3 separate regions of the Homo sapiens genome follow, and all the other regions are linked to region 1. Evidence: chromatin loops called from intact Hi-C (ENCODE). Cell type or tissue: PC-3. All regions are shown on one strand.

Region 1 (8,000 bases):
CACCCATTTATATTGCACAGGCAGAGCAGATTTAGTATAATTCTTAAGGGCCCTAGGATTTTCATAATGGTAAATTATCATTGGCTTTCATTGAAAGTCGTCAGCTCCTTTAGCCCCTAACAAGAGAATTAGACTGTCCTCTGAAGCTTTGAAACCAAGAACTGACTTCTCTTCTCTACATATAAAAGTCATAGATGGCATCTTCTTCCAACAGAAGGCTGTTGCATGTACACTGAAAATCTGTTGTTTAGTGTACCCACCTTAATCAATGATCTTAGCGGCTCTTCTGGATAACTTGCTGCTTCGCCTTGCACTTTTGTGTTATGGAGAGAGCTTCTTTCCCTGAATGTCAGGAACCAACCTCTGCTAGCATCCAACTTTTCTTCTCCAGCTTCCTCACTTCTCTCAGCCTTCACAGAATTGAAGGGAGCTAGAGCCTTGCTCAGGATTGGTCTTTGGCTTAAGGGAATGTAGTGACTGGTTGAATCTTCTATTCAGATCACTCAAACTTTCTCCATATCAGCAACAAGGGTGTTGTACTTCCTTATCTCTTGTGTGCTCACTAGAGTAGCACTTTTAATTTCCTTCAAGTAGTTTTCTTTTGTATTCACAATTTGGCTCTTTGGCCCAGGAGGCTTAGCTTCCGGCCTATTTCAGCTTCCACATGCCTTCCTCATTACAGTGAGAGATGTGCACCTCTTTCTTTCACTTAAACACTTAAGAGGCCATTGTAGGGTTATTAATTGGTTTAATTTTAATATTGTTGTGTCCCAGGGACTCCGAAGGCACGGGGAGGGGGAGAGGGAGAGAGATGGGAAAATGGCTGGTCAGTGGAACAGTCAGAACACATGCATTTGTCAGTTAAGTTTGCTGTCTTACATGGGCGCAACTCATAGTATCCCAAAACAATTACAATTGTAACCTTAAAGTTGATTGTAGATCACCATAATAGATATAATAATAATGAAAAGGTTTCCTTTTTTTTTTTTGAGACGGAGTCTGGCTCTGTCGCCCAGGCTGGAGTGCAGTGGCGCAATCTCAGCTCACTGCAAGCTCCGCCTCCCGGGTTCACGCCGTTCTCCTGCCTCAGCCTCCCGAGTAGCTGGGACTACAGGCGCCCGCCACTACGCCCGGTTAATTTTTTGTATTTTTAGTAGAGACGGGGTTTCACCATGTTAGCCAGGATGGTCTCGATCTCCTGACCTCGTGATCCGCCCGCCTCGGCCTCCCAAAGTGCTGGGATTACAGGCGTGAGCCACCGCGCCCGGCCGAAAAAGTTTCTAAAATGTGACATGGAAACATGAAATGATCACATGCTGTTGGAAAAAATGACACGAATAGACTTGCACAATGCGAAGCTGATACAAACCTTCAATTTATAAAAAAAAAATCAAGTGAAGCACAATATAACAAGATATGCCTCTATCATTTTCTGCTTTTAATTTGAACTTCGGAGTATCACAGATATGTGAAAAGTTTCCATACAGGATGCTTTTTAAAAGTATTTTTTTTGCTCATCAGGAGAAAGATTGTGAAATATTATAAAACGTAATATGAATTTATCAAGATAAGCCATGTTTGATGCCTTCTGCCAATTTTACTTTTTACTATAGAATTTGTTCAGCAGTTTTAAACAGCAGGGTGTTCGTTATCATTGCCCTTGCAAGGTAATTTTTCATATGCTAATATTTAGGGTCTATGTCACATTATTAGGATTTATAAATTTTTGGCAAAAAATCCACCGTGTTTGTGAAAGGTATTATTTACATTATTTGTAATGTATTATTTGTATTATTTACTTTAATTGAAATCTAATGGAACAACTATTGCTGGAAACAAAATAATATCCTTATTTTGTAATTTTTTGGTAAAAAATCACTGTAGTTTGTGACATCTGTAATTTTTTCAGACAAAATATGTCTCAAATATATCCTCTTCAATTGCGTTGCCACCTAACACAGTAACTGTTGCTGAAAATAAAAAATTGTAGTAGTCTATTTTTTCTGGGTAAGAAATTATATAACCAAAAATCAGAAAAATCCTCTTCCTAGCTACCCCCAAATCTAGCCACAGTGGGATATTACTTATTTTCTCAATATATTATGTATTTTTATTTTTATAACTCCATAATTTTGCTCACACTTCTTCCTCTGTCTCCAATAGGAAGGAAACTCTTTCTCTTCTTTTCTACCTTGTAAATGCCTTCTCATCCTTCAAAACTAATTTGTGATAGACCTGAGATGTGGGATTTGTCCCTACACATTCCTCTTGTAGAACTACTATAGTTCCTATTACAGGCAGAATGGATATAGACAGCTGTGTTTATATATTACGAACTGAGTAGCTATGCTAGACAATTGAACCAGAGATGGACCCCTGATTAAAGATAAGCTAATCAGAACCCTCACCCAAGATTTTGGAGTAGGAGTCTCTGAAAGGCTAAGCAATTTACTGAGCAGAACTGCACTGGATGATTACATATACTGGGGACAGAATTTTGCTTGTCAGCATGGCAAGTGATAGACATTGCAAATTACAATGGAACAGAAATCACAAGTGAGTCTGCAGAATGCTTTCCGTCCTGATTTTTATGAGCGGTATCAACCCATGTCTCCTTTTTGCTTTTTCTAGTTTAAGTGCTTTTTCTTCCTTGAAATAAAAGCGCAAGAGAAGGTGATGGTTCAAATACTACCTCTTCTCTGAAGCTTTTTCTGAGCAATTACAGGCTGATTTAATTAATTTTAATCTGTTGTCAGGTATTAATGTATGTAAGATAATACGACATAATATAATATATACATTTCATTGTCCAGTAGTAAAGACCTAAAATTGAGTGCCTACATTGAGCTAGACATAATAGTATTCTGATGCATGCGTTAGTCTCACATCTACATTACTGAGGGAGCCATGACTCAATCCCAAATCTATCCAATTCTAGAGACTGTTTCTAACCACTATACTAAATCAACTTCCAGCACTAATGTTCATCATCTCCCTTGCTAAAGACTAAGTTCTTTGAAGTTAAAGGCCAATATTATATGCATCTTTTCAAATGCTAGCATAGTGCCCACTGGATGTGGCAGACTAAATAAAGGTATATGGAATTAAAATTTCTTAGCATTACCTAGATTGTAGTCCTAGATTTTTGATGTGATTAACTATTTCTAAGCTGTCAACCCTTACACTCAATATATAAAGGACCACATACGTACACACACTTTTGTACAAACATTGAATGCTTAAATTACGAGATTATTTTCTTCTTCTTTAAGGTAAAGATAAGGTATTTCTTTTATATTTTAATATTGTCCTCAGAATAGTATTTTAGAAGGTATGAAAATTGCAATCATAGAACTCAGTGGAAGACACTTTATAAGCCTAATGGTAGTATTGTCTATTTTTCTCTAAGACCGTAAAAGAAAGTTGGTAGTATGATAAAGTTTGATAATGTCACCAATTTAAAAGTGAAGGGCCAGGCTCATTCTTATCAGTAGATTAGACAAAGTTTGAAATATTCAACTCTTCTAGCAAAACAAGAAAAGGGAGTGGTGAGAAAAGGCTTGTGATTTTATTTAATAATAATTTCAAAATCAAAGTAATTAGAACAAGTCTAGCTTTAACTGAATGCCAGAGATTACTGTTCACTGTGAAATTGTTAGGATAAGCCTGTATTTCCCTTTTTCTCCTTTGATACAGTTTAGCAAGAGCTTAATCATCACTTGGTCGGTGATAAGCAAGCATCTTGACATTTTGCTCATACCAGAATTTATGAGTAGCTACAGAAAGCATGCGTTTTGTACTTTGCTTCAAATATGAGTCATCCTATAACTATACTAGTACATGAACATAAAAATTCTATACTCATGACACATTATTTGTTAGATCAAAAAATCTGGAAACAACTTAAACGTCACTGGTTAAAACAATTATAGTATTGCCATTCTGACATACTACAAACTTAATGTAACCTTTAAAAAGAATGAGTCACCTCTCTATGTATTATATAAAATGATCTGCAAGACGCATAGAGTAAAAAAAGCAAGGTGCAGGACAGCGTGTAGAGTATACTAACATTCGATAAAATATCTTGTGAAATTTTCCCAGATGCATGTATTTTCCGTTAAAATACATTGTTTAAAAGTCACACAGCAACAACAACAGACATTTTAAACAATCATTACCCAAATTGTTCTAGATTCCTTAAATAATCCTCTTTTGAATTTGTATTTTATCTGATTTCCATCGTCTAGCCTCTATTACTAGCTAATAAAAACCTACAATTTTCTTGGTATTTTCCACCTTTATAAATATGAAGAATTCTTTTTAACAGAAATCCCTTCCTAATTTCTCAGCTGGATAGGAAGAAGAGGCATCCCTCTGGTTGGTTTTGTATTCTTCCACACATCTCTCATCTGGAGATGAGAAGCAAGAAAGGCTGTCACTAGGGTCAATGTACTGAGGTCCGTTCCTGTAGAAAGGAAGGGATCCAATAACCAAAGCCCTTTAAAAGTTTGCTTCTTTCCCCACTTAAGCAGAAGGCTCTTCTTTCTTCTTTTTGGAGAAAAAGTTTCCTGTTTCCTTTCCTTTATTGTGCTTTATTGGACATGGCAGGCCTTAGAATTGGCCTTTCTGGCACTTCAGAAAACAAGCGCATGTAGAAAAAGAAAGTTTCTCCTGGGTGAGGAAGCTGAGACTTCCAGACAAAAGGAATGTAACAGCAGACATCCTGCCAGTTCCTCTTTCAGTGAAGAACCAACCAAAGCTTGTGTCCCACTGGTTGAGACCCTTGAAATTGAACCACTTCCAGAAACACAAAAACAACAAACGGTCTAGTACATCTGCGTTATTTAAGGAAATATTTGCACGATTGATCAGTCACTACTATCCTTTGCAGGCCTGAAATGCAGCATTTTGTGGTTTGGGTGCAGACTTTAGAATACTACAGAAAAAGTATAAATTGGGAAGTTTGCTTTCCCTTTTCCTCAGTATAAACAATATGAAATCTGGCAAGTACAAATGCAAAGAAAATTTAGATTTTATTCCTGTGGGTTTTCTTTAAAATACTGTATCCGTATCCTCATTCCAATCAATAGATTTCAGGTTAAACAAAACTTGAAATATGAAACTCACCTAGCAAGAGAAAAAAAGAGTGGAATGAGGAAGGATTTGTGATTTTTAATTAATAATTATTTTAAAACCAAAATAATTAGAACAAGTCTGCTTTGCATGCAGTAGTACTCAAGATACTGCAAATTATTTTGTTTGGTACAAAATCTGCATGTATTTGTTAACTGTATTTATGGGCACACATCCTGTTCCTGCCAATCACCAAGTACTTTGGAGTATTATTTTTGTGGATGATTTTCTTCCTTGTCCGAAAAATATTGACCATTTAGGTAGGTATTATTAATTTATTGGAAACTATTTTTGAAAGTAGTAATGTAAGATTCACTCTCATTCTGCCATGATCATTTGAGTTTATCAATGCAGAACACGTCTTTCTTTAAAGTTATTCTAGAGCTGATCAATATTGTCTTATATTTAGACACTGTCTTTTCTCTGATCATCTTTAAACATATCACACTTCCGTTCTTGTAGAACACACACATACGTACACACACACAAACCTCTAAGATCACAATCCCAAAATGTATGTCTACTTATAACATTTCATGATATTAAATGTTAAATTTTATTTCAAAAACTATCACAGCCTAAAGGGAAATATAATTTAAGCATTAAGATAGTACATTTCAGAAAATAAGCTAGTATTTTCATGTTACATTTTAGGTACCTATCATTTGTCATTCCAAGAGATCCTTGCGTTCTAGACTCTAGAATTAAATGGGGTAAAGGGTTATGCTTTTAAGAACTATAAGCTGAAATGATTTACTTCAGTTCAATATAGAATATTTGTCAGTCAAGATAACAATCAATGTGTACAAAAATTTACATAACAAGAGGAAAAATAGGCAGTGCAGCACCTTTAGAAAAATAATTAAAAGTTTCATTGCATTTACAGGTAAGTGCCACACTGAGAATTTACAATACAGTAATTTACTGCAATCACAGGGGAGTTCCATAAAGAAACAAAGCTCTTACACTCCAGGTTTTTGGAAGGTGTTATTGGAATGCTTAACTGAAACCACAGAACTTGTATATCCTTAGGATTGAGTTGATGAAGGTCATAAAAGGTTTTCATAGCATCTATTATATAAAAGGAGTTCACTGCATTTGGATAGCTGGTTTAGTGTCTCTGACAAGTGTGAAGCCTAGAAGAATTACTGGCTTGATGGTGATCTTTCTGTATCCGGCAAGACAGACCTTCTCCACAGTAACAACGCTGGAATATTTCTAGTCCATGAGAGCCTTTTCTCCTATGCTTGGTACACACTTGACCTTCTTTCAGGACAGGTTTACAGATCTTGGACCAGAAGTGTCTAGCACAACACAATCCTGAGGCACAGTCTGATGACCGGAGACAAACAGAACCTTCTTGTCCTACGAAGGAGAAGACAGTAGGAAAAAAGTACATAGTTACTGTTAAACCTGCATCGTTTCACTAAAATAATTCAAAAGACACTTCTGATGTGCTAAGAATGAGTCTTAACATCCTTACCTTTGGTGTGATACATTTTTGAAGACAAGGTGGTTCTTCTGGAATACCCATCCAAGGTGCTATGATCATTACCAAAGCTTTCAGTGATGGTTTCCTCAATTTCTCCTCGGAAATGATTTTGATCAGAAGACACACATATTCCTAAGGAAGCAGGAAATAGTGATTAACTTCAGGGTTGTAATGCATTACTGCTAACAGCTGTGACAGTGGCAGTCTGTTATGCCAGCATCAACTTGAGATACTTCATTGCAGTGACATCATTTTAAACACAAGCCAAACTTCCTCTTTACTGTTAATGCAAAACTCTCCAGATGGACAGAAGCACCAATGTGTATACTGTATACAGTCAGTCATAGGTAATATCCCCAGTATAGCCATTTAAAATACTTTCCCACCAACTGTGGTAGGGGCAAGTGAGATTTCTGCCCATTTTAATATTACCTTTGGGGTAAGAAAAAGAAACTCAGTCACTTTAAAAATGTTCTTAAAAATAACTTCTCTGCCCCTGGTGCTATATGGGTCCTACCAGACTAAGTTAAGCAAATGCAATTCCAGCTGCCTGGAACATTGCAATCTCACCGGCCAGTTACTTTACTGTGTAATTTCTATATTACAGAGATTTACTTAGTTCATCCTGGAGTACTGCTGGGTCCTAAGGAGGGTCGTCGCCCTGTTAGCTTATTTCTGGAGACCTCTTTAGCTGTCTAAATCCACCTTTTGAAAAATTAAAAGTTAGTGGATCTGTGGTTGGGGGGAGGAGTACTTATATTAAGGCAGCAGAGGGTAGAGGGAGGGGGAAGGATGGAGAAGTCAAGTTGTGAGGGTACCAAGATCTCTCTTAAAAATGGCCAATGCAGATAAATCAGTCCTCTGGCTGACAACAGTTTCAGCAAAAATCAGAAGGCGAGGCCAGTCTGGCAAAACTGTGAGAATCACAATAAGAAAAATGAAAAGGACAGCTGAACGCCAAAGCTGGTTTCTTTGATATCTGTATGATCCCATCGTCCTCCTCATCATCCCCCTTCTCAATTGACCTCAAGGTTCTCCCCAGACAAATTTTTATGGAAGAGTCCACTACGAGGTGAACCGTTGTATTGAATCATTGAGGGACACGGAGGAAGATAAGGACCTCAGAGACCTCCCAACTTCTCTCTTCTTCCCGATTAAACACTTGCAATGAAGATACTTCAGCGGAATCCTGCATGCTGAACACCCATTTGCAGGTGGCGCCGCAGTGTTCTCAGGGCGGAGATTTCTCCCCCCACCCCCCCCAACCCCCCGCCCCCGCCCAATTCATAGACGCTCAAAGGCTGGACAGTTTTAGTGTGAAAGGGAGCTTTCAGGACTCACCATTTTTGCAGTAATTCCCGGGGCAGCACAT
Region 2 (8,000 bases), 60 kb before region 1:
CACAGGGTTACTACAATTACTGAACACGATAATTAATAAAATGGAGCTTCTGTAATGACCAGCACCGTAGTCAATCTCAATAAATATTAGCTATTGCTATTAGCATAATTATACGAGCATAATCTTATCCAAAAACCTCAAGGCCAAATGTTTTCCTGAATTCAGTGTTTTTCGGATTTAAGAAAGGCAATACTGTACAGTGAATGCAGGGCATATTACATAACACTCCCTGCAGCATCTGCAGCAGATCAGGTTTTGGTATTACATCAATGTTGAATTTTATGAATTTTGGAATTGTAAAGAAGAGGCTGCAGATCTGTATTGCTGTCCATTTAAATTTTTACTCAAAATTGAAGCATGGTAGCAAATATCCACTTTCTTCTCTTTTGAATTTGCTCATAACACCATTAAACTCTTTTTAAAACATTCTGCTATCTTTGTTTCCAGCAGCATTTCCATCTCTTGCCGGATAAGAATCACCTGGTTTGCTTATTAAAAACATTGCTTTCAAGGTCTGTCTTAAGATTTGTAACTCAGCAGATGTGAAAGTGAGGTTCCAGATTTTGATTCGTAAGGCCGGGTGTGGCGGCTCACGCCTGTAATCCCAGCACTTTGGGAGACTGAGACGAGTGGATCAGCTGAGGCCAGGAGCTCAAGACAAGCCTGGCCAACGTGGCAAAATCCCATCTCTATTAAAAATACAAAGAATTAGCCAGGTGTGGTGGCGGGCACCTGTAATCCCAGCTACTCGGGAGGGTAGGAGAATCGCTTGAACCCAGGAGGCAGAGGCTGCAGTAAACAGAGATTGCGGCATTGCATTCCAGCCTGGGCTACAAGAGTGAAACTCCATCTCAAAAATAAAAAATAAAAATAAAAAGAAATAATGATTTTTAAATTGATACTCCTAGACAACCATGTTCTAGGAGTTACATTTGGAAAACTTACCTTACCACACATCATGTTGGTGGCCCACCTGCCAGCCCCTTTTACACAGATTCTGGAGACTCAAGATGCGTAGCTCCAGCTGGATTCTATCACAGGTACTAGACATTCCTTCTTTCTCTGCTCCTCTTTGGTACCACAGTATCTGGCCAGCGGGAGTGATTGCTCCCTTTTTTTTTTTTTTTTAATCTGAAGTCTGTTTTGCCTGAGATTCTAGTTTGCTCCTCCAGGCTTAGGCTTTATTCCCTTCCTTACCCCGTTGTCACCGGCAGGTTCTCTGTAGATCCTCTGTCCTTCTTTCTCCACTGGCCAGTCTCATGTCATTCTTCTCATGGAGAAACTTAAGAAATGTGAAGTCTATCCAAGTCTATCACAATGGTTTCAAAGCTGATAGAAGGGGTACACCTATAGGGAAATTTACTGTAGCTTTCATCAAGGCTCTGAGGTTGAACTTGCCTGGTGAGGTTGCAGAGAAAAGGGAATGCTTATACACTGTCGGTGAGACTGTAAATTATTTCAACCATTGTGGAAAGCAGTACGGCGATTCCTCAAAGAGCTAGAAACAGAATTACCATTTGACCCAGCAATCCCATTACTGGGTACATATCCAAAGGAATATAAACCATTCTACCATAAAGACACACACAAATGTTCATTGCAGCACTATTCACAATAGCAAAGAAATCAAATCAACCTAAATGCCCATCAATGACAGATTGGTTAAAGAAAATGTGGTACATATACACCACAAAATACTATGCAGTCATCAGGAAGAATGAGATCATGTCTTTTGCAGGAACATAAAACCAAATACCACATGTTCTCACTTATAAGTGGAAACTAAATGATGAGAACTTACGGACACAAAGAGGGGAAGAGACGCTAGGGTCTACTTGAGGGTAGAAGGTGGGAGGAGGCAGAGGATGAGAAAAAATAACTACTAGATACTAGTGTTAGTATCTGGGTGATGAAATAATCTGTACAACAACCCTCCATGACACAAGTTTACCTATGTAACAAACCTGTACATATATCCCTGAATCTAAATTAAAGTTAAAAGAGAAAGAACTTTCTCTCCTCCACCATTTCTCTGCTTCTCTAGCTAGCTCTCTATTATCAGTATGAACCCATGAATTACCATTATTTTCCAATGAATTATAAGTCCTTATTGTCCTTAATTATATTGGTTTATTTTTAATGACAAATATTTGTTTTTAATTCTTCAACTTTAAATACATAATGACGATCACATCTTACATTTGTTGGTCATTCCACACTTTTAAATGTAATTATCCTTAGCATTTCCATGCAATTATCTAATGTTATCCTCTACAAAAGATGTAAAATTCAATGGGATTAGTGTTTAGATTCAAGGAAGTGTCTCAGTACAATTTCAAGACTCTAAATTAGTAACAAATTTCTTAAGATTCAACATTGATTGCTTTTTGAGCAATCACAAGAAAGAGAGGCAAGGAAATACCTTTACAGCCCACAACAGCAGAAGAACATTCAGCAACCTCTTTCCAAATACATTTATAGTTGCTATATTAGTTTTTATAGAGTTCTGCATTGTTGCAAATAAAAATAAATGTTTACATGTGTACTGAGTTAACACATTGCATTTGTATTGTTACAGATTCTTATTTGCTTTAAAAATAAATAAGATTTTGGTATATAAAAATGAATGCAGATGATTTCTTTATTTCTTCATGAGAATCAACAAAGTAGTTCTGAGGAATAAAGCAAGCAATGCTCTTTTCCTTAAATGTTTTGTATATTTCACCATTCAACTCTGGACCGTCTTCATTCTGAAAAAAAAAATTTTGCCGGGCATGGTGGCTCACGCCTGTAATCCCAGCACTTTGGGAGGCCGAGGCAGGCAGATCACGATGTCAGGAGATCGAGACCATCCTGGCTAACACGGTGAGACCCCGTCTCTACTAAAAATACAAAAAAAAATTAGCCGGGCGTGTTGGTGGGCGCCTGTAGTCCCAGCTACTGGGGAGGCTGAGGCAGGAGAATGGCGTGAACCCGGGAGGCGGAGGTTGCAGTGAGCCGAGATCGCGCCACTGCACTCCATCCTGGGCGACAGAGCGAGACTCCGTCTCAAAAAAAAAAAAAAAAAAAAAATTGTTATTTGGGGGAAATATCAAATACATTTTATTCAGGTATATAGCATTTTAATGGAGTTCTCAAAATTTGATCATATTAATGTTACCAACACCAAAATATTAATTCAAGACATTAAATAAATATGCATGTAACTGAAAGTGGATCATTATAACAAATTTTAAATAAAGCCCACAAATTATAAGATTGTGAAAGTTATATAATAAATGTATATATGTCAAAAATCATAAAAGCGTGGACATAAATTAAAAAAGTAGAGAATAACTGGTCCATACCTGTATGTCTGCAATTCAGGTAAAATTTCTATGGTGGCCAAACCCAAGAAGAACATGCCTCTCTCAGTCAGATTTAACACAATTGGTGTGATTTAGAGATAAGAGCTGAGTAATAAAGAAACTCCCGCTTTGGTAGTGTTTACACAATATTACTTATAGTCTATGCTGCTTTTAATCAGCTTTGAGTCTGCTTCGAGATTCATTGAAAGGCAGATTGTTAACAAACTGACAAGAAAACCCATCACAGTTAAATCACCCACCAGAGAAACTTAATTTCTTTCATGATCTGTACTTTCTACTTGCTCACAAAGATTCTTACTGCAGTCATTACACCCTAAACATTCCCAGTGTCATAGGCTATAATATTGCAAACAATAGGATTATGACCTCTTTCAGCAGGTTTCTTGCTAGATTGAAGCAGGAAGAGGAGACGGATTATATGGAGAAAAGGCCTTATTTGAAAACATTAATCTTCAGTAATTAGTAATTGCGGGAGGAAATACAATACATTAAAGTTAAGTTATCTTCTGCAAAAACCGATTTCAAAAGCTGATTGAATCTGACAGCTATCTCCTAAGATAAAACATCTACAAATGTAAAAGTAAAATATTAACAATTGTTCAGTCAGCCTCATATTAAAAAAGCAGAACCAGAAGGTTGTTTTCTTTAGAAAACAAATGTACATGCTGTGTGTATGGGTCTGTGTCTTTGTGTGTGTGTGTTTATTTTCTAGCTAAAATAAAATTAATATTTCTTCAGGTGCCAGGAGAATAGAAAAGTATCTGGACCCAGGTTATTGCTTATTTTCAGTGTTTTGGATAAACTTCCCTTTCTTATTATGAATGTTGCTCTTTTCAAAATGTATCGCCGTACATCACAAATACCCCATATTTATTCCTCTTACCTTTTATTTGTTTGTTTTATAAATGCTTCCTCTGCACTTGGGGGAAGACGTCCAATTGAACCTGTTAAAAACTGAATGCCACATGTTTTAAAGTAGCTAACAATAGTCTCATTAAAAATAGTCTCTTCAAAATGTGGAAGTATAGGTACTGAAAAAGATAAAACCACTAGCTGCTATATTTGCAATTTAAAAAAGGCAAATTCAAGATGTGTCAGATTTAACAAAGCTACTGCTGGGGGGCCAATTTCAGAGATAAAAGATAAAAGGCCAGCAATCCACTTTACCCCCAGCAGTTCAATGAAAGTTGTGTGATTCCTATTGCTTCATCAGGTAACTACAAAGTAGTTTCCTCCCAGTGAATTCTGTGTTTTTGTGGATTCTAAAATATCTGACTGTGGAATGAGAAAGGTTTGTTTGAGTATGATAAAGGATATCTAAAAACCCTTATGCTCAGTTCTGACACATAGCCATTGACAAACTAACACCCGAACTCAAACACTCATGTACCAAGCATAAGATACAGCACTTGGGAGTTTCCATCACTCACGTGAATTTGCCACTTTTTCGTCCACCCCCACCATCTGCCAATTTTTTCTTTCTCATTGCTTGTTTCAGTTTACAAACTGATTATCATAGTGATTCAATATTTTTATTTCCGTTTTGAAATTTTTTTAAGATTTTGAGCTGCATTAAGATGTACAAAACAACATAGTGCTTCTAATGATTTTTCTGGCAACCAAAGATTTATCTTTGCCGATCTCTTTAATTATTCAATTGTCAAAGCCAGGTGTGTATATGACTTGCTTACTTAACTTTTTATCTTCTAGGGAAGAGTCTGGAATCCTTACCAAGATATTCATTAAAATTGTGGACTGGAATGCACTCTTGTTTCTTTTGATAAAATGAGTTCTGTGTTCAAATAGCAGATGTAATGTCCAAAGACTGCATCATCGGAGATAGTCTAGGAGACGGATAGAAAAGTTGCAAACAGGTCTGTGAACTGCTTTGGTGGACACAGATTTACTTTGAAGATTTCACTGAATCATTTCGACTTGTAAGCCACTCATGGCACAAAAAAAGCAAGTTTACCAGGCAAACCTTAACCAGATACTAGCTACAATGGGGGAACCTCAACAAATTTAGATGTGCAGTTCAGATAATTCCCTTGAAAGTTCCGATAATTGCCTAAAGCTTATTTAAGTCTATGGAAAGACTTTACCATCTTCTTCACTCCATCTCATCTTTTCTTCTTTCTTCCATAATCCTCCCCACCCCTACTCTGATCTTTTTGTTACTCTCCAGATCACCCTACTTTAAATCTCTCTGTTTTATCCTGAATTTCCACCTCACTTTTGAAAAGACCCTTCCATGCTGGCAAATTCCTGAAGTCAGAATGTAGTAAGTTTCCTTGCCATGCTGTTTTCTTATGCATCTAGTGTTTTCAAGGGTCAAAAAAATTTTTTTTCTCGGCTCTTTGGAAAGCCAAGAAATGAAAAGGTGTGAGTCAGAGCACCTACCTTCCAAATGTTGCTATGAAAAGAAAAAATATATTGACTGAGCAATGGAAACATTCACAACTACCTGTAAATCTAATACATTTGTCTTGCCACTGTTTCAAAATGTCAAATGTGTAACTGTGAATACTGTTCAGTATTCACATTCATATAATTCACATTTGAATACAATATTCCTCACATTTAACTTTCTGAAATGTCTTACAATTGGTTGGGGGGAAGGGCACTGCCCTTTGATCTTCATGTTCAAAAACAGTCACCAAGACCTTGGAAAACAGCAGATAAGAGTCTTACCCTTCTGATAAAAGAAAACACATTTTAATCAGACTCAGTAACTCTCTCGTGAAGAATTAGCAAATCTTTGTGGACTTAAGCAAAGTTCCTGGGCTTTGAGTTCAGATAGTGCAGTCTATCAGCAAATAGCTTACTGTTAAACCTGTAAGGGCAGTTACATGTAATATTATTCATTCATTCAATCAAAAAACAGTGATTGAGTATCAACTGAACACAAATCAAACCCTCTCTCAAAAAACTTTTAATTCCACAATGGAGACAGGCATTTTCAGAACTATTATAATGCAAAATAGAAAATGGCACATATCCAAAGGCATACAAGTTGAGAGCCATGGTCATTCAGAGGAGAAAAGATCCCATCTAGTAGGAGGAAGGCTTCTCAGAAGAGCCAGCCATGAAGTGGGATTTAAAATGAATAGGTAAGATTTAAACATCTAAAAATGAGGCGGAATAATGTTGTAAAGTAAGTAACTAGATTTCATTGGAAAGCATAACACATACTAGGAATCAACTGATTTAGGTTAATTGGTACACAGAGTAATGGAGAGGAGTGAAAGATAATACTGAGTGTTAATACATTGTGATGTATCCCTGAGGCTGGGGGTGGGAGAGCCACAAAGTCAGGCTGGAGAGTTTGAATGGATTCAGCAGGCTGTATGGAACCATCAAAAGCTAATGACAGTCCGTTAATTTTTAATGAATTTTCAAGCAATGGGGTAAGAATTGTCTTTTCAACAAATGGTGCTGAGACATTTAGATGTCTATATGCAAAAAGATGAATTCATACATTTATCTCTCTCTCCATATAAAAAAATTAGTTCAAGATAGCTGAATCTGTATGTAAAGGTTAAAAATATAAAGCTTCTAGGAAAAAAAAAAAAAAGAAGAAAATTTTCATGTCCTTGGGTTAGGCAAAGAATTTTTAAATAGAACACAAAATGCGTAACAGTAAATTTTTATTAGTAAATTGGACAGAATCAAAATTTAACTTTAAAAATACCAGTAGAGAAATGAAAAGACAACACATTGACATTGAGAAAATATTTGGAAATAATAAATCCAATAAAAGACCATATCCTGAATAAATAATGTGTTCTTACAACTCAATAATAATAAGACAACCCATTTTTTAAAATGAGGAGAAAAGATTTGAGTAGAAATTTCATATAATAATGGCTAACATGAAAAAATTAAATGTAGCCTGGGCAAGATGGCTGAATAGGAACAGCTCCGGTCTGCAGCTCCCAGCAAGACCAATGCAGAAGGTGGATGATTTCTGCATTTCCAACTGAGGTACCCAGTTCATCTCACTGGGACTGATTAGACAGCAGGTGCAGCCCACAGAAGGCAAGCAGAAGCAGGGTGGGGCATCACCTCACTGGAAAGCACAAGGGGTCAGGAACTCCCTCCTCTAGCCAAGGGAAGTCGTGAGGGACCGTGATGTGAGGGACAGTGCTATTCGGCCCAGATACTATGCTTTTCACACAGTCTTCACAACCCACAGACCAGGAGATTCCCTCGGGTACCTACACCACAAGGGCCCTGAGTTTCAAGCACAAAATTGGGCTGCTGTTTAGGCAGATGCTGAGCTAGCTGCAGGAGTTTTTTTTCATACCCCAGTGTCACCTGGAACCCTAGCGAGACAGAACCATTCACTCCCCTGGAATGGGGGCTGAAGCCAGGGAACCAAGTGCTCTTGCTCAGTGGATCCCACCCCCACAGAGCCCAGCAAGCTAAGGTCCACTGGCTTGAAATTCTTGCTTCCAGCACAGCAGTCTGAAGTCGACCTGGTAGGCCCAAGCTTGGTGCAGGGAAGGGCATCCACCATTAGTGAGGTTTGGGTAGGTGGTTTTCCCCTCACAGTGTAAACAAAGCCACTGGGAAGTTCAGACTGGGTAGAGCCCATGCAGTGCCACAAGGACACTGTAGCCAGCCTGCTTC
Region 3 (8,000 bases), 90 kb before region 1:
TTTTCCATGGTTTCCCAATTATCTGTGGGAAGCTCTGACTTACTTGTATAGAGTTTAATATATGTGTCCACCATTAAATCCAGGTCATGTTTTATATCAAAATTTATGTTAAGCAAAGCCAAGTTACTTGATCTTTGGTCTGTCAAAGTGTACTTCAAATATGCTTTAAGATGCTTTCATCCATTTTCATACCACTCATTCTCAACCTTCATCACAGGAAGAATACACAGGACCTTCAGCAAATGCATACACATTAGGAAAAAACTTGATGTCAGGCAGATGGAGGGCTTCACAGATGGTGGATGGAAGCTCTGTATCTTTCCCCCTGCGTTTCCATTTGATTCTCCAACAATGAAGCTCGGCTGAGAGCATGTTGGGATTAGGTAAGCCACTTCTACAACATGTCAGCATGATGTTCCTCCTAGGTATTAAATTTGAGTTGTCCCATGACTGCGGGTACCAGAGATAAGCATTTAAGAGCTCTGAGGTGCTGTTCTGAGAATATATCTTTAAGTTCCTGAATAATGTGCTCCGCTGTTGGGACACTTAGGGTTTCTTTATAGTAACTCTCAGAGGTTAGCTGAGATTCCAAGTTACCCTGGTGAGCACTGCGGAATTTCCCAGGGAGTTTCATTTGAAGGTCAAGTTTGGTTGCCAAATTTGTGGCTTCCTCAAACCAAAATTCATGATAAACTTCAATATTTTCCATCACTTCGTTGAGTGAATGCAGTACTGCAGTCAAGCTACCGGCTGCAAAGAAGACATCAGATTTGACCCTGGAGATTTTTCCCAAAGGCTCTTGTAAAAGGACATTTTTAAGAACAACAGTAGTAACAATGAAATCAAAATCTGTTACTGCACTGCAGAGTACAAAGGCGCGGCCAGCTATACAGTTATTCCATCTAATATTTGTGTCACTGTACTCTCTAAACATAAAACAAGTGCTTGCTGGAATTCAAAAGCATCATGCCTGCCTGTTCACTGAGAATGGCAGATTTCCTTCAGTTCTTTACCCCTTTCTTTACTGTTCTGAAAAAGGACAGAAATTACATTGTCAAGTTCTAAAAGCAGTTGTGGCGATCGATAGAAAAAAGAACAAACTTCCTCAATTGTTCCTAATGCAACAGATACTCCCGTAACAGGTACTGATTTTGCCAACCACATGTTTATGGCACAGGAAGAGTAGAGCATGTAAATAGCTTGGGGATATTTCTCTAAAAGTCTAGAAGCAACAACTTTCATTTTTGAAGAGAATCCACTAGACACAATGTAAGCCTGGCCACGACAATACTCCATATTTAATCCCCACTTCTCAGTGATCACAGTGTGAAATTTCACAGCCAAAATTTCTGCATCAGCTTCATAAGGCAGGAAGCCTACAAATTCCTCTCTCAGGTTATGAGATTCATCAACAAACCTCACCAACACAGGTAGGTGCTCTTCCCCTGCTATGTCCACTACATTGTCAGTGATAATGGAAAAGAAGTGTGAGTCTCTCACTTCCCTGAGAGTTTATTCTCGAATACAGCTCTCACAGATCTCTAGCACCTGTTTTTGCTGTGTTTTTGAACAAAACAACGTGTTAACTGCTGTTGTCTCAAACTGCTTTCTGAGAACCTCCTCACCAGAATTTATCCGGGCCGACACTCCAGCAGTGCTTGAAAGTTATCTGGAGTAAAGAGATCTTCTGGGATTTCATCAGCCTCATATCCATCCAGAGGTATGTTTTGCTTTCCCATCAGAATCAAGATTTCAAATGGAGATTTTAGTTATTCTTTGTTTTCCTTCTCTTCAAGGGTTAGAGGTAAGATGTCCTCATCTTGTCCTTCACCCCCTTCTTCACTGGGGTTCTGAGCATTGCTATTGTTGGTTTCTTTATGTTTTTGTTCCTGTTCAGAAGTTTCATCAACTTTTTTTCTGTTTCAGTGTCCTGATTTCGTCTTCACTCAGTTCTTTTATTCGTTTTCTGTGTCTACTCTGTGTGTTGTTCAAATGACTGGTAAGATCAAATATTGTTGGTATTGCATTATCTCGAAGAACTGTCCTGTAAGGACTCTCCCAATGACTTCACGAGTATCTGCTTCAATTAGTTTTGAGAAATAAAATAAACCAATTGTTTAGTTTTCTGATGCCTCTGCAAAATGTATAGTTCTACAGATCATAGAGGTCTCAAAATGTGTGGCACATAATTGATAATGTTTATTTAGCTGATCAGGTGTTTTATCTTCTAAATCTGCTCTCCTACAATTGTCCACCCACTTCTGGCATCTGGCCGGGTCCCGCGGGAACTTGAAGAAGGCCAGGTCGGACTGCGTGCTCTTCCGCGTGCAGTTAAGGGCAGCGCAGAAGTTCCGCATCCTTGCCCGCCGCCGGCCGGCTCAGCCCCCTCCTCTCCTCCTCTGGGCAGTCCGCCCGCCCATGGGGCCAGGGAGGGGAGCCAGGCCGGCTGGCCAGCTCGGCAGGACTGGCGCGCGGGGGCGATAAATTCTTATAGTTTGACTTTCCATTTTTAGTTTTAATTATGTTATGCCACTTATAAAATAAAATATTCTGACTGCTCATTCCCAAAATATCTCAATTAAGTGCAAGGCAGAAACATTGGGTTAACTTCAATGTTTGTGAAAGTTTTCCCCAGAAAATTAAAATCTCCCATAGATATAGAATGCCCAGTCAGGACCACCTAAATACAGCTCTCAAAGACAAAACTGTAGGCACAAATATTTCTAAAGTAAATGATAAACACATGGATCTACCAAGGATATTTTCCTGATGCTGTAACTTTAAGCTTCTTCATGTGTTGAGAAAGTATCTTTTTAAAATAACTCTGGAACTGTGGAACATTGAAAATGAGTGTGTTTCTGTGCAGCATTTGTGGAATGCTGGCCACCAAAGAGACATTTACAGCAATTGCAAATTTGCTTTTAAATGGATCCCCCATGACCCCAAAATATTTTTATCCCTTGCTAGTTATCTATTTTCTCTCTTAAATAATCCTGCCTTTTTATAACACTTTACTCCTGTTGCAAATATTTTCACCAAATGCACAGTTAACTTCAAATCCATTTTAAAAGGCAAAGAGAAGATACCAGTAACTCTTACTTTGAACCTATATATGCTTTTGTCCTATTTATGTTCAGTTTGTCAGACTTTCCCCAAAACTGATAGTTATTCTATTTAATTCAATTTAGCCAAATATCATGGGCTATAAAGTCAAGATTATACCAGAAGGGGCAATTGCCATAATTTAAGGTTTTGAGGCCACTAATGTCATGCTATTTTTATGAATAACTAGACAAGACACAAAAGAACATCATTGTCACTGTTTCAGATATCATCTCATGAAACTGGTTTATTGGCCAGAATAATCCCAGGAATTTCTCAATGAAACTCAATTATGAACAATGAGACATGTCAATGAGGCATTGACAGGAAATGAAACATTCCACGTATGCAAATATCTGACTAAAAGCTTTTCTCATTTAAGCTGAATTTTAAGAAATTCAAGGATTTTATTCCTAAATTGTACTTACTGTCATTTATTTATATAATTTAGAATAATCGTTTTGAGCATTAGTGTGATGGACACTGCAGATGTATCCATTAAAATGTATTTACTCCATCTGTTAGTGAAGACTTCAGGTTTGGGAGGTTGTACCTCCTAATCCCACCTTCCTTGGCATTTGAAATTGGAGGGGATGTGTCTAAGGTACTATGTATTGTACTTTGCTATGACCACATTTATTGTTTCACAAGTGGGCTTCTCTATTCCATTTAGGCCCATGAGACTGCAAAAGGTATTTGCTAGGGACATCTAATTAAAAAAAAAAATCTAAGTCTTTATGCAAATGGTTGATGATGTCCCATAAACTTAGCAGCCATGGTTTAACCACAAGAGTCACCAGATGAAACTGCCTTAGTACAGTGCCTGTTACAAAACTAGAATACAGAACAGAACAAACATAACGAGCCTGTGATGCCATCATAGAGTTGCTAAATTAAAAAATCCAGGAAGTTTCCCTTTTGGATTTCCAACTTGCATCAGGCAACATTATTTGAGCTGGGTTGTCTGTCACTTGTAACTAAATGCATACTACCAAGACAATATTTATTCTATTATGTCAGTGATGCCTGCAGGGCTAATAACAGTATTTGCCATATTACATAAAGTTACTCAGGACTTTCTATGTTTTCTAACTCATGTGTTTAATTTGTATAGTGTATCTCTCTTCTCCTGTTGTTAGCTATTACTCTATGGACTAAGAAATTAATTGCTAAAAGAAAAGAATCGTCAGCCAGTTTCCTTTGATCTGCTGTGAACCTGGAGGAGGGGCATGTGCCAAAGGCCTCAGCTCCCTCCTTACTTTCTTAGGAAGGACTTTCCAGACCTACATCAAAGTCAAATCCCCTTGTTAAGTATCTTTACTGAGCTACTACACAACAAGCTCTCTTCTAAGCATTTACCTGTATTAATCTATGTAATCCTCACATAATCTATTTAATCCTCACATAAACCTTATTTTACAGACCATATCATTCCCGTTTTAGGCCATTTGTACTGCTTTAACATAAAACTTGAGAATGGGTAATTCATTAAAAACCAGGAATTTATTTTTCACAGTTTGGAAGGTGGGAAGTCCAAGATCAAGGTGCCGGCATTTGGTCTAGTGAGGGCCTTCTTCCTACATCCTTCATGCTTTCGCAGAAGGGCAAGCTAACTAAATGCTGCAGGAAGCATCTTTTCTAAGGGCCTTAATCTCATTAACCAGGAGGAAGCTCGCATGGCCTATTCACTTATTAAAGACCGACCTCTTAATACGATCACATTGGCAACACCTGGATTTTGGAGGGAAACTATTCAAACTGTAGCACAAATGAAGAAAATGAGGCACAAAAGGGCTGGTAGGTAGTATAAAGTCACAAAACAAAGAAGAACTGGGAGTGTGATTTAAATAAAGGCAATTAAAAGCCCTGCCCCCTTAACTTTTATGCTACATGACCATTTAGTTTTTTTTTTTTTTTTTTTGAGATGGAGTCTCACTGTGTTGCCAGGCTGGAGTGCAGTGGCGCAGTCTTGGCTCACTGCAACCTCCGCCTCCCGGGTTCAAGTGATTCTCCTGCCTCAGCCTCCTGAGTAGCTGGGACTACAGGCACCCGCTACCATGCCTGGCTAATTTTTTGTATTTTTAGTAGACATGGGGTTTCACCATGTTGGCCAGGATGGTCTCGATCTCTTGACCTCTTGATCCACCCTCCTTGACCTCCCAAAGTGCTGTGATTACAGGTGTGACTCACCGTGCCCAGCCCCACTTAGTTTTTTCAGAACACTTGCCTCACATGTTTTTTAAACATTTCCTAACACAATAATTCAATTAACATTCTACCTTCCCACTAGACTACTGGTTCCATACAAGCAGAGATTATATTCAGATTAGTTCATCACTGTCTCCTCAACCCTTAGCACAATGCTCACATCTTTATAAGCACTCAATAAGTGTTTGATAAAAGAGAGAAGAAAAGAAGGAAATACACAAGGTATGCACAGAGGAAAAGGAATGAAAGATGGAAATTAAGACCTAAGCAAGAACCCAAAAGGAAGCTATAGATAAGTTATAATTGAGGGCTGTTTTAGCTGCACGGAGGCCTTTTCTGCTTCCTTCTAAGTAGCCAAATTTACCAGATAAATGAGCTGTTACTGTACTTCATGTCCAATAATAACATTTCTTCTAGCAATTAACTGAGAGTATGTCCAACACTTCATGTAATGAGGAAAGCTAAAAAGAAAACACACATTAAGAATATAAATAGGCCGGCGCAGTGGCTCATGCCTGCAATCCCAGCACTTTGGGAGGTTGAGGTGGGCAGATTGCTTGAGCCCAGGAGTTCAAGACCAGCCTGGGTGACATGGTGAAACCCCACCTCTACAAAAAAATTAAAAAACTAGCCAGGTGTGGCGGTGCGTGCCTGTAGTCCCAGCAACCCAGGAGGCTGAGGTGCGAGGGTCTCTTGGACCTGGAAAGGTCAAGGCTTCAGTGAGCTGTGATTGTGCCACTGCACTCCAGCCTGGGCAACAGAGTGAGATCCTTAGAACTGGCCACATATTCAGGATTTAAAGATTTAGAATAGTGAATAAAATTACCAACCCTACAGAAATACAAAAACCCTCATAAACCATTATGAACACTTTTATGCACACAAACTAGAAAACCTGGAAGAAATTGATAAATTCCTGGAAATATACAACCTCCAAAGATTGAACCAGGAAGAAATAGAAACCCTGAACAGACCAATAGTGAGTTCCAAAATTGAATCAGTAATAAAAAGCCTACCAACCAGAAAAAATCCCCGGACCAGACAGTTTCACAGCTAAATTCTACCAGATGTATAAAGAAGAGCTAGTACCAATCCTACTGAAACTACTCCAAAAAATTGAGAAGCAGGGATTCCTTCCTCTCTCATTCTGTGAAGCCCGCATCATTATGATAGCAAAATCTGGCAGACACACACACACACATACACACATGCACGCAAACTTCAGGCCAATATCCTTGCTGCACATAGATGCAAAAATCCTCAACAAAATACTAACAAACTAAACCTAACAACACATCAAAAAGCTAATCCACCACAATCAGGTATACTTTATTCCTGGGATGCAAGGTTGGTTCAACATATGCAAATCAATAAATGTGATTAATCACATAAACAGAACAAAAAGCAAAAACCACACGATCATCTTAATAGACACAGAAAAGGCTTTTGATAAAATTTAACGTCCAGTCCGTGCTAAAAACCATCAACAAACTAGGTGTCAAAGATACGTACCTCAAAATAAAAAGAGGCATCTGTGACAAATCCACAGCCAATATCATACCAAACAGGCAAAAGCTGGAAGCATTCCCCTAGAGAACAAGAACAATACAAGGATGCCCACTCTCACTGCTTTTATTCAACATAGTACTGGAAATCCTAATCAGAGCAATCAGGCAAGGGAAAGAAATAAAAGCATACAAGTAGGAAAGAGGGGAAGTCAAACTATCTCTCTCCACAGATACTATGACTCTATACCTACAAAACCCCAGTTACTCCTCAAAGGCTCCTAGATCTGATAAATAACATCAGCAAAGTTTCAGGATACAAAATCAAAGTACAAAAATCAATAGCATGTCTATACGTCAACGTGAGAGCCAATTCAAGAATGCAATCCCATTCACAATAACCACAAAAAGAATAAAATACCTAGTGATACATTTAATCAGGGAGGTGAAAGATCTCTACAATGAGAATTACAAAACACTGATTAAAGAAATCAGAGATGAAACAAACAAAACATTCCATGCTCATAGATAGGAAGAATCAGTATTGTTACAATGGCCATACTGCTGAAAGCAATTTTCAGATTCAATGTTATTCCTGTGAAAACAGCAATGACGATTTTTGAAGAATAAGAAAAAACTATTCTAAAATTCATATAGAACCAAAAAAGGAGCTCAAATAGCCAAAGCAGTACTAAGCAGGAAGAACAAAACCAGAGGTATCACATTGCCCAACTTCAAACTATACTACAAGGCTACAGTAACCAAAACAACATTGTACTGGTACAAAAACAGACAGATAGACCAATGAAACAGGTTAGAGAACCCGTAAATAAAGCTGCACAACTACAGCCATCAGATCTTCAACAAAGTTGATAAAACCAAGCAATGGGGAAAGGACTCCCTGCTCAAAAAATGGTGCTTGAATAACTGGCTAGCCACATGCAGAAGACTGAAACTGGACTCCTTGCTTATACCATCTGCAAAAATCAACTCAAGGTGGATTTAAAGACTTAAATATAAAACCTAAAACTATAAAAGCCCTAGAGGTAAACCTAGGAAATACCTTTGTGGACACAGATCCTGGCAAAGATTTCATGATGAAAACTCCAAAAGCAGTTGCAACAAAAACAGAAATTGACAGATAGGACCTAATTAAATTAAATAGATTCTGTACAGCAAAAATAA

Evidence for each region. Hi-C counts contacts between places; a loop is a spot of excess contacts. Peaks named below come from ENCODE experiments on the same cell type or tissue, not always from the same donor. Only the 100,000 strongest peaks of a DNase experiment are listed, where the experiment ranks them.
Region 2: it touches region 1 in a loop (2.9-fold over the local background); 6 of 110 quality-filtered maps call a loop at or near these places.
Region 3: it touches region 1 in a loop (5-fold over the local background); 2 of 110 quality-filtered maps call a loop at or near these places.

What each region holds. Positions count from the first base shown.
Region 1 is chr10:52,315,055-52,323,054 of GRCh38, reverse strand. It overlaps DKK1 (dickkopf Wnt signaling pathway inhibitor 1), which reads right to left. Exons shown (of 4, transcript NM_012242.4): 2 at 7,970-8,000; 3 at 6,620-6,760; 4 at 5,398-6,501. The coding sequence ends at 6,248. Among named protein-coding and RNA genes, the nearest start is that of DKK1, 4.8 kb to the right of the region's middle. RefSeq lists an enhancer at 3,592-4,791. In PC-3, no CTCF peak of the experiment used is centred here; DNase peaks (open chromatin) are centred at 3,794, 4,394, 4,744, 7,944 and 3 weaker places; H3K4me3 peaks cover 4,696 bases; H3K27ac peaks cover 5,724 bases.
Region 2 is chr10:52,374,946-52,382,945 of GRCh38, reverse strand. No RefSeq gene overlaps it. Among named protein-coding and RNA genes, the nearest start is that of DKK1, 65 kb to the right of the region's middle. In PC-3, no CTCF peak of the experiment used is centred here; no DNase peak of the experiment used is centred here.
Region 3 is chr10:52,405,492-52,413,491 of GRCh38, reverse strand. It overlaps the pseudogene THAP12P3. Among named protein-coding and RNA genes, the nearest start is that of LNCAROD, 61 kb to the left of the region's middle. In PC-3, no CTCF peak of the experiment used is centred here; DNase peaks (open chromatin) are centred at 3,381 and 4,091; H3K27ac peaks cover 1,056 bases.